2 separate regions of the Homo sapiens genome follow, and region 2 is linked to region 1. A link is an interaction called in ENCODE POLR2A ChIA-PET data of the cell type or tissue named here. Cell type or tissue: GM12878. All regions are shown on one strand. Links, peaks and the distances in the headings refer to the core of each region. The heading gives the core; the rest is flanking DNA.

Region 1 (4,390 bases), core at 113-4,112:
CTGGCCCTCAAAGCCTCTCGGTAGCTCCTCCAAGCACCTGCCCTTCTCAGTGGCTAGAAGCACAGTGGCTAGAAGCAGCTACAGATGAGCCTCAGGGAATAGAAGCAGCTCAAGATGGCAGGAGCTTGGATCCCTGAGCAACCACATCAAGGGCAGCGCCCTGCTGACCTTATCATCTTCCCAGGACTGTTATGAGAGCAAGAGAAACGTCTATTGTATTAAGCCACCACAATTTTGGTGTGTTTGTTACTGTGGCCTAGTCAGCCATACACCACATACCACACACAGCACAGAGGCATTGAGGGGAGTAAGAAGGCTTCCTCAAGGAGAATGTAGAAATATATACATCTCAAACAAGCCATGCTCACCATGTGGGGTGTCTGCCTACCTGGTAAGCCAGCCCCTCTCTTCTGAGACCCAATCCCAGTTGACTGGACCAGAGGTGGGCATCCGAGTCAGCCTGGGCCAACCAGGTTGCTTCTCCTAGGAATTTATAATTGAGACTCAGCTCTTCCAGTTGGCTTGGAATGAGATTCTATGGACTTGGAGCAGAGAATCTGACTGAACAGTCTGGGGAGAAACAGAAAGGGAAGGAGAGGAGAAAATAGAGTAAAGATATAGGGAGAAGCTGGGTGATGGGCAGGAAAAGCTGATGTCTGGCTTGTTGGCAGCTTTTCAGTTCTTGGGGCTAGTTTTTCAAGGGACCGGGGATGAAGTTCTGCCCTTGGATTCCCTAAGAGATCTCATTACCTTGCCAGCACTTTATTTATTTATTTATTTATTTTTTAACTTTGCTGAACCCATTCTGAAGTGTTTTTTTTCCCTTTTTTAAAAAAAATATCAGCCAGGCACGGTGGCTCACGCCTGTAACCCCAGCACTTTGGGAGGCCAAGGTGGGCAGATCACGAGGTCAGGAGATTGACACCATCCTGGCTAACATGGTGAAACCCCATCTCTACTAAAAATACAAAATATTAGCCGGGCGTGGTGGTGGGAGCCTGTGGTCCCAGCTACTCAGGAGGCTGAGGCAGGAGAATGGCGTAAACCCAGGGGGCGGAGCTTGCAGTGAGCGAGATCGCACCACTGCACTCCAGCCTGAGTGACAGAGCGAGACTCCGTCTAAAAAAAAATAAAAAAATAAAAAATATCAGGTGAAGGCACTCACCAACATTATGAAATGTTTTTGTCTACGGAGGCAGGTGGATCATTTGAGGTCAGGAGTTCAAGACCAGCCTGGCCAACATGGTGAAACCCCGTCTCTATTAAACATACAAAAAACAAATTAGCTGGGTGTGGTGGCATGCATCTGTAGTCCCAGATACTCAGGAGGCTGAGGCAGGAAAACTGCTTAAACCCGGGAGGCGAAGGTTGCAGTGAGCCGAGATTGCGCCACTGCACTCCAGCCTGCATGACAGAGAGAGACTCCATGTCAAAAAAAAAAAAAACCCCAAAAAACAGCAATTTAACTTTTAGGACTTTGTCCTAAGTAAACAGTAAACAGCTGGTCACGTGGATAAAGAGGTTTTTGTGAAAAGCTTCACGGTAGAGTTGTGCATAACAGTCAAAAGGGAAATCAACCTAAATGCCCAACAAGGTTGGGCCAGTTCCTTACTCACTCCACAAACACCGAGCACTGTGCTAGGTGCTGCGGATACACCAGCAAATAAAAAGCCTCTGTTCTCACGGAACTTACAGCCTTAGATGGACAATCCGTGCATAAACACATGACTATGTAACTTCCATAGGATACTGAGAAGAGGGAGGGGAACTCCACAGTGAGCACAAAGGCCTGAAGAGGGAGCAAATTTGGGTTTAAGGTCAGAAAGAAAGCACATGGCTGTAGAAGGAGAGGAAAGATGAGAGGTGAAGGGAGAGGTGGCACTGGGGCTGGAGCAGGAAAAGAGCAAGTTCAGTAAGGCAAAGGATGCAGGACAGTTTGGGGTCCTAGAGTTCAGGAGGGGCAATACGGATGGACTGAAAAGACGTACTGAATGCCAGCTGCAAACAGCTGGATGAGAGCATTTACAGCCTGCCCCTGCCTGCCTCCACTTCCTGAGCCCACTATCCCACACCTCCACCTCCACCAACGGCCTCTGCCCTTCCCCGGCTGCCCTGATTCCTCTGTCATCTTCTCACAGTCCCCAGTGCTTTCCTTTCCTTGTGCTCAGCCGAGTTTTAAATTATGCAGATGCATGTGTGCATTAGTTTCTCTTCCCCTTCCACACAAGTGCATCTGTGAGGGCAAGAATGACAATGGGCTTACTTTCCACTGTTCCCCTTGTGCTTGGCACACAGAAAGTACTCAAGAAATACTTGCTGAATGAAGAATCAAATGGCAGTACCTTTCCAGATTCTGCTCCATCCATTTCACTTCCTGAAGGAACAGGAAGCTCGGAAGCAGGAGCTCCGTGTCTGGGGAACTCTGTTTGAGAGAGGATGATCCCAGCTGTGGCATGCTGGGACTCCCTGGAAGGGCTCGCTGCAGGCCTGCGCCCCACTTGCTTTCTGTTTTGTAGGACTCACCTGCAAAAAGGACTGCTTCTCTCCACAAGCTTTGCATGTCCACTTGACACTCTTTTTTACCTGCAATGAAATTTCAGAAATACAACTCAGATAATTATTTAAAACAAAATGGAATTGGGCTGGACTCGGTGGCTCATGCCTGTAATCCCCCTTTGGGAGGCCGAGGCGGGCAGATCACAAGGTCAGGAGTTCGAGACCAGCCTGACCAATATGGTGAAACCCAGTCTCTACTAAAAATACAAAAATTAGCCAGGCATGGTGGCGGGCACCTGTAATCCCAGCTACTCAGGAGGCTGAGACAGGAGAATCGCTTAAACCTGGGAGGTGGAGGTTGCAGTGAGCCAAGATTGCACCACTGCACTCCAGCCTACACGACAGGGTGAGACTCCATCTCAAAAAAACAAACAAACAAACAAAAAACAAATGGAATTGGATCTGAAATTTTTTTTTTTTAAATCCCAAGTAGCTGGGATTACAGGTGTGTACCACCACGCCCAGCTAATTTTTGTATTTTAGTAGAGATGGGGTTTCACCATGTTGACCAGGCTGTTCTCAAACTCCTGACCTCAAGTGATCCACCTGCCTTGGCCTCCCACAGTGCTGGGATTACAGGTGTGAGCCACCATGCCTGGCCTGAAATAATTTTTTTTTTTTTTTTTTTGAGACAGAGTCTGGCTCTGCTGCCCAGGCTGGAGTGCAGCGGCGCAATCTCGGCTCACTGCAAGCTCCCCCTCCCGGGTTCACGCCATTCTCCTGTGTCAGCCTCCCGAGTAGCTGGGACTACAGGTGCCCGCCACCACGCCTGGCTAATTTTTTGTATTTTTAGTAGAGACGGGGTTTCACCGTGTTGGCCAGGATGGTCTCGATCTCCTGACCTGGTGATCCACCCGCCTCGGCCTCCCAAAGTGCTGGGATTACAGGCGTGAGCCACCAGGGCTGGATCTGGCCTGAAATAATTTTAAAAACTGATGGAAGGAGTCCAGAAACAAACCAAAGCATGTGTAAACATTTAGCGTATCATAATCATAAAGGTGGTACTTTAAAAGTGAGAAAAGAACAGACTATTTAACAAGTCCGGGTTGGTGCTGGGAAAACTGGCTATCTGTATGAAACACAATCAAATTGGGCTGGGCACAGTGGCTTGAGCCTGTAGTCTCAGCGACGAGGGAGGCCAAGACTACTCGAGCCCAGGAGTTTGAGGCCAGCCCGGGTAGCATGGCAAGAGGCTGTCTCACAAAACCAAATCCAAACAAAACAAAACCACTCTGAAAGACCCAAATTGAAGCTGTAAAAAAAAATTCCATAATATTCCTGTCTCGCAAAACCAAATCCAAACAAAACAAAAACACTCCGTAAGACTCAAATTGAAGCTGTAAAAAAAATTCCATAATATTTAAATTCTTGTTAAACTTGGGTCTAAAAAAAATTCCGTAACATTTATTTTCAATTCTTGTTAAACCTGACTAGATGTGTTCTCTCTTAACATATAAAATGCCTAAAACCCACTCTAATGCTGGAGAATCTTTACCAGCATTCCACATGGAAGTCAAGAACAAGCCAGGGTTGCCCGCTATTATTTACCATTTTTTTCTGGATGTACTAGCCAATGGAATTAGAAGAAAGTTGTAAGATGTATAAAAATTATAAAGGAGCGGAAAACCCTATCATTATTTATAGACATAATTATAATACCTGAAATAACTCCTGACCTCAAATGATCTGCAGACCTCGGCCTCCCAAAGAAAAGCCAATTTTTTAATTTTAATTTTAATTTTAATTTTTTTGAGACGGAGTTTCGCTCTTATTGCCCAGGCTGGAGTGCAATGGTGAGATCTCGGCTTAGTGCAACCTCCACCTCCCAGGTTCA
Region 2 (4,390 bases), core at 115-4,114, 140 kb before region 1:
GTAGCTGGTGTAATCCTAGCTACTCGGGAGGCTGAGGCAGCAGAATTACGTTAACCCAGGAGGCAGAGGTTGCAGTTGAGTCAAGATTGTATCACTGCACTCCAGCCTGGGTGGCAGAGGAAGATTCTGTACCCCCTCCACGAAAGAAAAGAATCTCTTCACTTTAGTATCTTAGTTGGGAAATGACCTTAATTTGTCAGCATTAAAAGAAGCTTCTTGGCCACGTATGGTGGCCCACACCTGTAATCCTAACACTTCGGGAGGCTGAATCGGATGGATTGCTTGAGTCCAGGAGTTCCAAACCAGCCTGACAACATAGTCAGACCCTGTCTCTACAAAATCTTAAGAATTAACTGAGTATAGTGGCATGTGCCTGTAGTTTCAGCTACTCAGGAGGCTGAGGTATGAGGATTGCTTGAGCCCAGGAAGTCGAGACTGTAGTGAGCCATGATCTTGCCACTGCACTGTAGCCTGGGTGACAAAGTGAGATGCTGTCTCAAAAAACAAAACAAAAAACCCAAAAAACTTCTTTTCCACAGGAACTGAGGTTCGAGATAATTTTAAGAATAGAATAGGTGTTTTTGGCCAGGCATGGTGGCTCGTGCCTATAATCCCAGCACTTTGGGTGGCCGAGGTGGGCGGATCACCTGAGGTCAGGAGTTTAAGACCAGCCTGGCCAACATGGTGAAGCCCCATCTCTACTAAAAATACAAAAATTAGCCGGGCATGGTGGAGGGTGCCTGTAATCCCAGCTACTCAGGAGGCTGAGGCAGGAGAATTGCTTGAACCCTGGAAGCGGAGGTTGCAGTGAGCCAGATTGTGACACTGCACTCCAGCCTGGGCGACAGGAAGACTCTGTCTCAAAAAAAAAAAAAAAAAAATTGGTATTTTTTGCTGGACATGGTGGCTCATGCCTGTAATCCCAGCACGATGGGAGGCTGAGGCGAGCAGATCACTTGAGGTCAGGTGTTCAAGACCAGCCTGGCCAACATGGTGAAACGTCATCTCTACTGAAAATACAAAAATTAGCCGGGTGGGGTGGTGGGCGCCTATAATCTCAGATACTCAGGAGGCTGAGGCAGGAGAATCACTTGAACCCGGGAGGCGGAGGTCACGGTGAGCCAAGGTCATGCCATTGCACTCCAGCCTGGGCAACACAGTGAGACTCCGTCCCCCACTCCAAAAAAAAAGGTGTTTTTTTTTTTTTTTTCTACAAAGAGCTTTGCTGATCTAATTTCTTCCTTTTTTTTGTTGTTGTTGTTGAGAAATGTTGAATAATAGAATAAGTTATATTTATAATTATACATAAATCCAATAAAAATAGTTTTTCAGAAGTATCTTGTAGTTGAACTTATTTGGATGCTCCAATACCTGGACAATTGACAATTGAGTTGAATCATTTTGATACAGGGTTTTTTTTGGTTTGTTTGTTTATTGAAGCTTTTCCTGCTAGTTTGAGATCATAAATAGGCATGCCTCTTTCTGAAGAATATAATAACCTTTTTTTTTTTTGAGATGGAGTTTCACTCTTGTTCCCCAGGCTGGAGTGCAATTGTGTGATCTTGGCTCACCACAACCTCTGCCTCTTGCATTCAAGCGATTCTCCTGCCTTGGCCTCCCAAGTAGCTGGGATTACAGGCATGTGCCACCACGCCTGGCTAATTTTTTTTTTTTTTTTTTTAGTAGAGATGGGTTTTCTCCATGTTGGTCAGGCTGGTCTCAAACTCCCGACGTCAGGTGATCTGCCCGCCTCAGCCTCCCAAACTGCTGGGTTATAGGCGTGAGCCACCGCGCCTGGACTACCTTTTTAATTTTTTTGAGGCGGAGTATTGCTCTGTCACCCAGGTGGGCGTGCAGTGGCGTGATCTTGGCCTACTGTGACGTCTGCCTCCCGGGTTCAAGCGATTCTCTTGCCACAGCCTCCTGAGTAGCTGGGATTACAGGCTTGTGCCACCATGCCCAGCTAATTTTTCTTTTTTTTATTATTATTATTTTTTTTTTTTTCCAGCTAATTTTTCTGTTTTTAGTAGAGACCGGGTTTCACCATGTTGGCCAGGCTGGTCTCGAACTCCTGACCTCAAGTGATCTGCCCGCCTCAGCTCCTGAAAGTGCTGGGATTACAGGTGTGAGTCACTGTACCCAGCCTAGAATATAACAACCTTTTTTTCTTTTTTTTGTGACGGAGTCTTGCTTTGTCATCCAGGCTGGAGTGCAGTGGCGCCATCTTGGCTCACTGCAGCCTCCGCTTCCCAGGTTCCAGTGATTCTCCCGTCTCAGCCTCCCCAGTAGCTGGGATTACAGGCACACACCACCATGTCCAACTAATTTTTGTATTTTTAGTAGAGCCTTGTTGGCCAGGCTGATCTCAAACTCTTGGCCATCTGTTGATCCGCCCACCTCGGCCTCCCAAAGTGCTAGGATTACAGGCGTGAGCCACTGAGCCCAGCTTAACCTTTTTTTGTTATTTCCAAAAGTAATACATATTTAAGGTATAGAAATTCAGAAGCCATAAGTAAGCAAAAAGAAAACACTTAAAGCGAGGGAGAGGGGTTGAAGACAAGTTGGTTAATTGGTACAGAAATAAGGTAGAAGGAATAAATTCTAATATTTGATAGTACAGTAGGGAAATTATAGTTAGAACAATTTATGGTGTATTTCAGAAGAGCTGGAAGAGAATTGTACTGTTCCCAATACAAAGAAAAAGTAAATGGAGCCAGGTGCAGTGGCTCAGGCCTATAATCCCTGCGCTTTTGGGAGGCTGAGGTGGGAGGATCACTTGAGGCCAGGAGTTCTAGACCAGCCCGGGCAGCATAGTGAGACCTTGTTCCTACAAAAAAATAATTATTCAGGCTTGGTAGCATGTACCTCTAGTCCCAGGTGCTCGGGAGGCTGTGGTATAAAAGGATCCCTTGAGTCCAGGATTCGAGATTGCAGTGAGCTATGATTGGGCCACTGCACTCCAGCGTGGGTCACAGAATGAGACTCTGTCTCTATAAAATAGAAAGAAAAGGTAAATGTTTAAGGTTACAGATATTTCAATTACTGTGATTTGTTTGTTTTGTTTTGTTTTGTTTTGTTCTTTTTGTTTTTTTGAGATGGGAGTCTCTCTCTGTTGCCCAGGCTGGAGTGCAGTGGCCTGATCTCAGCTCACTGCAACTTCTGCCTCCCGGGTTCAAGCGATTCTCCTGCCTCAGCCTCCTGAATAGTTGGGACTATAGGCATGCGCCACCATGCCCGGCCAATTTTTTTGTATGTTTAGTAGAGTTGGGGTTTCACCATGTTGGTCAGGCTGGTCTCGAACTCCCAACCTCAAATGATGGGCCTGCCTCAGCCTCCCAGAGTGCTGGGATTATAGGCATGAGCCACTGGGCCCGTCCAATGACTGTGATTTGGTCATTACACATTATATACATGTATCAAAATATCACACGTACCCCGAAAATATGTACAAGTACGATATGTCAATAAAAACATACACAAAGAAGTCACTTAAAATTATCTTAAACATCAGCATTGTGATATATATTTGTCAATATGTGTATATACACATATACAACTTTACATGCTATATCTAACTTTTTTATTTTTTTATTTATTTTTATTTTTTTTTTTGAGACGGAGTCTCGCTCTGTCTCCCAGACTGGAGTGCAGTGGTGCGATCTCCGCTCAGTGCAAACTCCGCCTCCCGGGTTCACGCCATTCTCCTGCCTCAGCCTCCCGAGTAGCTGGGACTACAGGTGCCCACCACCACGCTGGGCTAATTTTTTGTATTTTTGGTAGAGACGGGGTTTCACCGTGTTAGCCAGGATGGTCTCGATCTCCTGACCTCGTGATTCGCCCGTCTCGGCCTCCCAAAGTGCTGGGATTACAGGCGTGAGCCACTGCGCCCGGCCCTTTTTTATTTGAGACAGAAACACTGCAATCTCCACCTCCCAGGTTCAAGCGATTCTTGTGCCTTAGCCTCCCAAGTAGTTGGGTTTACAGGTGTGCACCAACATGCCCACCTAGTTTTTGTATTTTTAGTAGAGACAGGGTTTCACCATGTTGGCCAGGCTGGTCTCGAACTCCTGGCCTCAAGTGATCCACCTGCGTTAGCCTCCCAAAGTGCTGGGATTACAGGCATGAGCCACCACACCCGTTTCTTAACAACAAAAGAGTGTGAAGTTCTTCCTCACAGAAATATTCATTTTCATTATCACTGACACAGCAGCATAGGATTCCTTGTTTGGATGTGCTGTAACTCAGTCTCCTGTGTATTAGATATCTAGGTGTGGAATCTGGGCTTTAATATACATCACACTTAAGATGCTTTTATGGGGCCCATGTGGCTGGGCACGGTGGCTCACACCTGTAGTCTTAACACCTTGGGAGGCTGAGGTTGGGCAGATTG

The links. Peaks named below come from ENCODE experiments on the same cell type or tissue, not always from the same donor. Only the 100,000 strongest peaks of a DNase experiment are listed, where the experiment ranks them.
Region 2: POLR2A ChIA-PET joins it to region 1 with 9 read pairs; 3 of 35 experiments call an interaction of 5 or more read pairs at or near these places.

Annotation. Positions count from the first base shown.
Region 1 is chr5:179,850,855-179,855,244 of GRCh38, forward strand. MRNIP (MRN complex interacting protein) reads right to left here. Exons shown (of 7, transcript NM_016175.4): 2 at 2,524-2,583. Among named protein-coding and RNA genes, the nearest start is that of MRNIP, 5.8 kb to the right of the region's middle. RefSeq lists a silencer at 789-948 and an enhancer at 1,491-1,540. In GM12878, for the core only: no CTCF peak of the experiment used is centred there; DNase peaks (open chromatin) are centred at 1,731, 1,894 and 2,247; H3K4me3 peaks cover 1,239 bases; H3K27ac peaks cover 1,426 bases.
Region 2 is chr5:179,710,924-179,715,313 of GRCh38, forward strand. All of the region lies in intron 7 of CANX (calnexin), which reads left to right. Among named protein-coding and RNA genes, the nearest start is that of CANX, 14 kb to the left of the region's middle. In GM12878, for the core only: no CTCF peak of the experiment used is centred there; no DNase peak of the experiment used is centred there.